Linked DNA regions of Homo sapiens: region 1 is linked to region 2. Evidence: chromatin contacts called from ENCODE Hi-C or POLR2A ChIA-PET data. All regions are on one chromosome and are shown on one strand. The core of a region is the stretch at or near the end of the contact, and the rest is flanking DNA. Distances in the headings are between cores, read along the strand shown.

Region 1 (4,230 bases), core at 882-3,381, 41 kb before region 2:
ATGCATATTTATAGGATAAATTCCTAAATAAAGGTTGCTGTTTTTAATTTTTAAAAATATTAATATTGATAGACATTGAGCAAGGTACACTTCATATAGAGTTTTTATTGAATAATATTTTAGGTTGGAAAAGTAATATAAAGTTTTTGTTCACACTCTCAAAAATTTAGTATCTCTTGCACTAATTTGTCACTTAGGCTATGTGGCTTTACATGTGTTTTTTCAAAATAGATTTAAAAGTTCTTGAAGCTGCTCTATTGTCTTCTGTCTTCATATTTCTCATGTTAAGTAATAAGACATGTCTTGGAGCAAGTGCCATTTAAGACTCCTCTAACTGGTAACTTGAAATTTTTGACATTGCTACTTCATTATCTAGTATAAATGAATAATCTCAGTGTTGCTTTAGTGCCCACTTGTTTCTCATATTAGTAAGTTATTGCAAAACTTAGCATTTGAACAGAATTGGAAAATGAATAATATAGTCAAGTTTTCTGTATCACATATGATATTGCTTTTAAATTCTTATTTTATTAACTCTTATTTTTGAAGAATTGTTTTTTGAATAGCTGTGATTCTTTTTAATTTTTATTTTTTCTTGGATATCTAAATCTTTTAATTTTTCTTCTTTAGGATTTATATACTTCCTTTTTAGGTTATGTTATGATCCTTCTCTCCAACTTAAAAACTTAAAACAATCAAATAAAACAACCATATCTTGTCAGAGTTATGCTGTGATTTGTGTACAAGTAGAAGGCCAGGTGGACAAATGACGGGTACTGTAAAATGAATCCAAAGCTACAAATGCAGCTTTGTTTGCAATGACAAATAGCTCTCTAATGCAACTAATTTAAATATGAAGGCTAGGTTATTGCAATAAGCTAAAAACCATTTAAAATCATTTTTAGGAAAAAAAACCCTCTCCTTGGATGTATGTGGGCTGTATTCTTAGACTTTGAAGATCAGGCTTAGGAGTTAATATTATTTAGTGGTGATTGGGACAGAGTGTCATTTTGTGACACTCCAGGACAAGTAGCCTCAGGGTGTCATGAGATTTCATGCTAGCTTGGTAAAATGAAATAATTCTAAATGACACCTCTGAGCTACTCTGAAAAGTTAGCTTTCTAATGAGAACTTAGCTACTGAAGAAGCACTTGGCTGAGTAACAAATCTCTCTACCTTTGCAAAGAATTTCTTTTTTTTACCCCCTGCTGGCATTTAAACTCAACCATTTACATTTAGGAAATCACCAATATATGTAAAAATGAAAAGGAAGGTAGAGAAGCAGCAGAAAAAGTGTGGTTGAAATAATCATTTAGCTATGATGACCATGCCAAATGTAGGTAATATTTAGAAAAAAAATTTGGATGCCATACACACAGAATTGAGGAAATTAGTTTTTGATATAGATATGTCAGAATTGGTTCTGTGATATAGTGGCAGTTTAAAAGTGTTTTCCCAAGAGAGGACTGTCAGATTCTGCTCTAAAACCAATAGAAAATGACTCAGTCTCAATTATACTTTGTATCCTAATTGCAGAGACCTTTAACATAATGACATAATGAACAATTAACACTCAACAAAGTATCAAAACCAACCACAAAAACTGCTCAAGGACTTTCAGAAAACATTCATTCTTTCAATAAATATTCACTGTAGTCCAAGAGATGTAACGAAGAACAAGACTAATAAGATTCTTACTTTTTCAAAATTACATCCTCATTGGGAGACACAGATGAATGAAGTAAGCACACATATTTATCAACTAATTTCAGATAGTGTTAAGTTCTAAGACGAAAATAAAACAGGGTGATGTGATAGAATGTACCTTGTGTGTGGATGTTGCAGAGAGGGTCAGCTTTAGTCAGGGAAGGCATCCTAGATAAGGAGGTATTTGTGCTAAAACCTGAATGATGAGGACTCCACCACGTCAAGATTTGGAGAAAAGGCATTCCATACAGAGAAACAGCAAGTGCAAAGTCCTTGAGATGGGAAAGAGCATGGTATGTTCAAAAAGAAAAAAGAACACCAGCATGGTGACAACAGAAGGGACAGTGTTGCAGAAGATGAGGTCAGAGTGATAGAGAGGAGACAGATTGGACTTTTGTTCTAAGTACAACAGGAAGCGATTTCAGCATTATAAGGAGAGAAAGGAAAGAATATGCATGATTCAAAATGATCACATTTTCATCTGGATGAAGATTAAATTGCAGAGGGGCAAACTTAGAAGAGGAGAGACAAGTTAGAGGTTTTTGTGGTAGTGCAGGTGTTTGACAATGGTGGTGAGATTAGCATGGTAGTACTGGAAATAGTAATTAGATTCTGGATACACTCTGGGAGTAGGGTCTACATATTGAGGGTTTGGATATAGAGAACAAGGGGAAGAGAGGAATCAAGCATCTCCCCTAGGATTTTGCCTTGAGCTGCTCGTGAAGTGGAAATGCATTTACTGAGAGAAGACTGGGGGAGAACAATTTATAAGGGAGGAAATTAGAAGTTCTACTCCAGGTATGTTAAGTTTAAAATGCCTATTACTTGTCTAAGCGGATCTTGACTACAAAACTGTCTGTAGTCTCAGCAAACGAGTTCTGTGGGCAATCAGCATTATTCTCTTTTTCTTGCCTTCCTGCATATTCGTAGCTTGAGGGAAAAATAGAAAAAAAAAATTCACTTGTTTATTCATTCAACAAATATTTATTAAACCATCTATTCCATAAACATTTATGCTAGGCACTGTTCTAGCAAATGTGGATAGGGGAATAAACAAGTTCTATTTTGTATCAAACTTTTTTTCCTTTTCAGGTTTAGTTTCAAGAGTGTGGGTGAAAAATGGATGACTCATTTCCGTTCTTTACTAGCTGGTCCAAGGCTGGCAGTTTGGTCTCTGTTGCCTCACTCTTCTCTGGTATGCAGTAGAAACATTCAGAAATAGACTTAGTAGCCTGGATATACAATGTCACCTGCCAAAGTCCTTCAATACCATAGTAATGAATAAAAAATGAATGGTACTAATTGATATATATTTCCTCCCATTTATTCATCCTATGTTTTTGTTTTTCTATTGTGTATTATTTTTTAAAGTACCAGAATAAACTAATGTCTTTGAGTTTGTGATGACTAATAGAAACAGTTGGATATAGAAATAATTCAGTTTAAGTCAGCCAAAGAAACACCAAAATGTTTCTGAGTAATTGGTTATTGCAGCCTTCTTAGTATTTCATTAGGGATAAATTGAGGTTTCTGAATCTAAGAAATTACCTGGTGCTTTTCAATACTGATATGATAGATTTTGATACCACTTGCTTAATATAGGAACATTTCCTGTTTTTCTTCTAGAGAACTCTGAATTAAAGAGAGAAGCAGAGATGAAAATAACTTCTCATTTGTGCTTTGAAATATTTCTTGTCCTAATTAAAATTCAGGCAAGCCAAATTTGATACCATAACATAGAGTCAGCCTGACCACTCAGCTTCCCTTAATATTCTGCATCCCCTCACCCTTCTTTAAAACTGGTTCCTCCAGTTTGTATCTGAATGATGCTATCATCACAGTGAGTTGTGCCAAACTCAGATTACTGTATGCTATAGTCATCGTCTGGTTTCCTGTCTAGTGAAGAAGCATTTCATGGTGGTTAATAGCACTGGCTTTAGTCAATTAGGCTAGGATTTGAATTCTGGCACTGCTGTTCATTGGCTGGATGACCTAGGGCAAGACACTTACTCTTTGTATCTCGATTTCCTCATCTGTGTTGATGTGTGAGACTTAAATGAGCTAATGCAGGTAAAGTCCCAAGCACAAGGCCTATCACCAGGTAGGCATTTGTTCATATGCTTAAAACCTATTTGAGTGTCAGGCACTGTTCTGAGCTCTGGGATAAAGCAAGCACAAATTAGACAAACTTCCTGCCTTCATGGTCTTTTTATTTTGGCATTCCATAACCTCAATTCCCTTTCTTATTTTCTTTCTTTCCTGGATGGCTCTGAGCAAAATAGTCATGTAGCAAAAAATGGGCACTTTATCATATTCTTACTCTTGTGTGTGACACAGCTAGTGTATTAGTCCATTTTCATGGTGCTGATAAAGACATACCAGATACTGGGCAATTTACAAAAGAAAGAGGTTTAATGGACTTACATTTCCACATGGCTGGGGAGGCCTCACAATCATGGTGGAAGGCAAGGAGCAAGTCACATCTTAGGTGGATGGCGGCAGGAAAAGAGAGAGAGGACTTGT
Region 2 (4,138 bases), core at 1,160-3,659:
TGGGTTCTCACTTCTGTGTCTGATGTCAGTTGTCAGCTTGATTGGGGCACAGTTTCACATGTCAGGTAGTTAGCTCCTTGTTATGTGGGGTGATAGGACAGCCTAGGTGACATGTCTCTCATCAGCTAGCACAACTGTTCACATCCCATCCTCCAGCAAGCCTATTCTCAGCCTCCAGCATGCTTATTCAGAAGGACTTATATACATGGCAGCTGATGGGTTCCCAGAACAACCAGAAGGCAAGTCCCAAAGTGCAAGCACTTTTCAACCCTCTCCTTGTGTCACTTGCTGAAGTAAGTATCCTTGAGTAACGCAAGTCAAACAGCCAACCTAGATTTAAGGGGTGGAGAAAAAGGCTACCTCTATTAATGGGAGGATATACAAAGTTACGAGAAAAAAACACGGATGTGGGGAGAGGGAAAATTTGCGGCCATTTAAAAAAACAGCAAGACCTGTTTTTGTGCAGAGTAGAAAGTGTTTTCTCTTGCTTAGAATTTACCAGAATGAGAGAGGGAGAACATTATGCTTTAATGGGTGGTCCCTTTTATAGCCCTGGAAGGTGCCCAAGTTGACAGTTCTTTACTTCTCTGCAAGTCTCCCTCCAACAACAGGGAAGGAATGAGACTGGGGAAAGAAAAGAATTGCCCAATTTTTCTCATTGTCATTGATATTGATGTAGCCAAGACAATAAAAATGTTAAGACCAAATAAAATAGTCTGATTTTGTCATGTTTTAAATTGTGGAGGGTCACAATTTATGACCCCCTTTATCAGAATGGGAGAGTTGAAGTGGCTGTTTAGCTGCATAAAACAACCAATTGATTGTGTTTTTTTTCTTCACTTTTTTTACCTGTACAAAAATACTTAGGCAAGCCATACACTCATATCTAAAGCCAAATAGATATATCAGTAACAGAAAGCTGACACAGTTTGAAAGATTCCAGAATTTCTTGGGTTAAGAAATTATGCCCTAAAACACCAATTAAAAGACAAATGTATTTCTATAGAGTGAGTACTGAGGAAATTAAATATATAGATAAAAAACCCAATGATTTGATACAATGGAATCCAGTACAGAAAAAATTTTATGAAGAAGATAGAAGGAAAATATGATGATATATTACATTGATATGTCAATAAGAAGTCATGGGTTCTGAATATATATGGAATTTTAAGAAAGGGGAAAATTCATACTATATACATAATTGACTTCCTATTTCTGCCTAGGCATGTATGTTCTCACATGATCAAATTTTGCATGTACATTTTCTCCTAATTTGGTACTTAAATTTCACCTTTCAAAAATAATTTGTGTGACAGTAATAGAGGAGTAAATAATGTCACCAAATAGTATTCAAACATGTAAGCATCACTAATGAAGACACATTTTGAGCACATTTTTTTCTTGTATTTAAAGGATAATAGTACTTATTGCTTTTGACTCTCATATATTTGCAAAAAAAATTTTTAAAGTCTATAGAAAAACTGATGGGACACATGCTGTTGGGTGATAATCTCATAAAACCTCTCAGTAAGAGCGATGGATGGATGGCCAGAGTCTACCCTTTATGTATTTGTATATCCCTCTATTCTTGTCATTATATTAAAAACTACAGAACATTTATTACATGAAGATACTGTTAGCAAATATACATGTTGAGCTAATGAGGCTTGTGCCCTATACTCTTGCAGTTTATAATATACCAGAGTCCATTGAATATATCCCACAGACGTATAATCAAGTAGATAACCAGTAAGTTGAATAAGTACAAAAATGAAGTTGGGAAGTTATACATGAGTAACAAACTGAATGTACTTTATGGGATTTCTGGTGAGAAGACCACATCCTACATGCATGTTTAGACCTCCTAGGATGGTAATAAATGACTACCTTTCTGAAAGAGTGAAGGGTTTATGGAAGAGATAGTATTTCATGAGTTCTTCCTATGAAAGGAGGGGAGGGTATGGTCCTCTGACAGAAACTCTAGGCTCTTTACTTTTCTGATACTGTGGTGGTTTGAGAGTAGCCTTTCATCTTAGTCTTGAATTCTTAAGTATCTTTATATTGACATTAAATTGAAAATGGGCATAAAATTACATAATTGGAAAACACATAAATAGTTACAACTGAAAGTAGTTTTGGGTGCCTCTGTCCCTTCTTCTGTCTGCTTCAATGCAAATACATACATGTTTCTGACTCCTTTCCTTCCATTTGTGACATTCTAAGTCAGAGAAAGCTCTTTTTACTGAAAACTGCCCAGACCACCCTGCCCCTGAGGAATTTTATGTTCTAGGATCTAGTTTCCTTGTACATATGTAGGCAGCTCTTGCTTTTATCTTCTCAGCTAAATTAGTTCCTGCATGTTGAAAAAGGGGAAGTGGTGAACCGCCCCCACGGAAGACTTTATTTGGTTTTTAAAAGCAGGTTTGTTACGATCCTGTTGTGGTTATTATAGAAGACAATTTTAGCACTTTGAGCTGTGTGTTTTCCAGAGGAAGTGTTTAAAGAATTTTGCAAAATGTTGGTTAACATTTCAGCCTTGAAAGTTGTTAAAGGTCAGGATATGTTTTGTTATTAAGTTTGAGAGAATAGTTGGGGAATTTAAGTGACAGGAATAAATAAGGAAATATATCACAGTTCATGCATTTCCACACTTTCTCATTCCTACATCTTACTATCCAATATATACTGAACATTCTTTGCATGTCATTTCTTTTCCAACGGAATTCTTTGTTGGATACAACTGAAAGGGTTTTTCAAACTGTTAGTGGCTGATAATTTTACATGCAAACAATAGCACAATGTCATACTGGTGAAAGGAAGCACTGATAAATGTCTCGATATTTCTTAAATTATGGACCTATGTGGCTTATATTTCCACATATGCGAAATTCCTTGATGCAATACAGTCTTACTGCTTAAGACACATATCACTGTAATAATCTATTTGTTGGTGCTATGATGTTATAACCTGAAATTCCATACATATTATTAAAAGAAATCTAAATAGGTAAATTTGTGTCTTGACAATGAAAGAGATAATAATGTCTTACAAAGTTTTATAGTTTTTAGTTGCATTCTTTAAACCATTCATTTTAATTTTAAATTAACTTTTTGGTTATTACCAAGGAATTTGTTGTTTTGGTACATGTAGAAAAATTATATGTAAAGCAATATTACTGCTTTAGTTCCTGGAATATGGCAGGTGCTCAGTTAAACTTGTAGAATATATTATAGCCAAACAACTCATGGTTTGAAGGAAATGTTAAATCTCTATAAGGCCTAAAAAGTCTTTCTAAGGGATTGAAAGAGGAAATTAGAAAGAACCTCAAAATATCAGTGACTGGCAATCCAGTAATCAAAGGACATATTACTATACATATCATTTACATTTCAGAAATAATATTAATTGGGTATTTGCCAGTAGTCCTTATTTAGGCAGGGAAGAAAAAAATTCTCCTAATAGCAATTATACTGTACTTAATAAGCTCCTGCTATGGGCCAGTCAATGTGCTAAGTGATTCACAAATAGTATCTTAATCCTAAAAATAACTAGATGAGGCAGATAATAATATTTCCTCCATTTCACAGATGAAAACAGAGAGCAATTACATAAATTTCTTGTCTTTAAAGTAATGAGTAGAGAAGCCAGGATTTGAACTCAGGCACTTTCCAAACATAAACATTGTGATACACTCTACAATACTAAAAAAGTTAATTTGTGTATTCCAGTGGAGACCACATTGTTACTAGCTATTGTCAAACCTGAAATATTAGTACTGAAGCTCTACTCTATGTTTTGCAGAACTCATCACCTTTATTGATTAACTATGTGCTCATTCCTTTCACTTTGTAGAATTCTATTTCTGTGCTGGTTTGCACAATAGCTTAAATGTTTTCTTTTTTTTTTTTTTTTTTTTTGAGATGGAGTTTCATTCTGTCGCCCAGGCGGGAGTGCAGTGGTACAATCTTGGCTCACTGCAACTTCTGCCTCCCAAGCTCAAGTGATTCTCCTGCCTCAGCCTCCTGAGTAGTTGGGATTACAGGTGTGTGCCACCACCACCTGGATAATTTTTGTATTTTTAGTAGAAATAGGGTTTTACCATGTTGGCCAGGCTAGTCTTGAACTCCTCACCTC

What was found. A loop is a pair of places that touch in the nucleus more often than their neighbours do. ChIA-PET counts read pairs that join two places held with the same protein, here RNA polymerase II (POLR2A). Pooled maps may share reads with other maps.
Region 1: a loop to region 2 is called in a map of CD4-positive, alpha-beta T cell, with 4 times the contacts of the local background. The contact joins the promoter of MIR4280HG here to the enhancer-like site in region 2. A Hi-C loop is called at or near these places in 15 of 168 maps with a recorded cell type or tissue (B cell, CD4-positive, alpha-beta T cell, CD4-positive, alpha-beta memory T cell and 11 more), 36 of 37 single-sample maps with no recorded cell type and 18 of 50 pooled maps. POLR2A ChIA-PET finds 5 or more read pairs at or near these places in 13 of 52 experiments (CD4-positive, alpha-beta memory T cell, CD8-positive, alpha-beta T cell, GM12878 and 9 more).

Annotation. Positions count from the first base shown.
Region 1 is chr5:87,120,096-87,124,325 of GRCh38, reverse strand. MIR4280HG (MIR4280 host gene) reads left to right here and starts at 2,131. Exons shown (of 2, transcript NR_186582.1): 1 at 2,131-2,505. LOC101929380 (a long non-coding RNA gene) reads right to left here and starts at 4,178. Exons shown (of 4, transcript NR_105018.1): 1 at 4,132-4,178.
Region 2 is chr5:87,079,947-87,084,084 of GRCh38, reverse strand. All of the region lies in intron 1 of MIR4280HG (MIR4280 host gene), which reads left to right. Among named protein-coding and RNA genes, the nearest start is that of MIR4280, 33 kb to the left of the region's middle. RefSeq lists an enhancer at 115-164. Within about 2 kb of position 2,409, at least 9 of the 41 ENCODE cell types and tissues checked have a DNase peak (open chromatin) inside an H3K27ac peak, as active enhancers do; they include B cell, CD4-positive, alpha-beta T cell, CD8-positive, alpha-beta T cell and 3 more, where a contact is called at or near this core.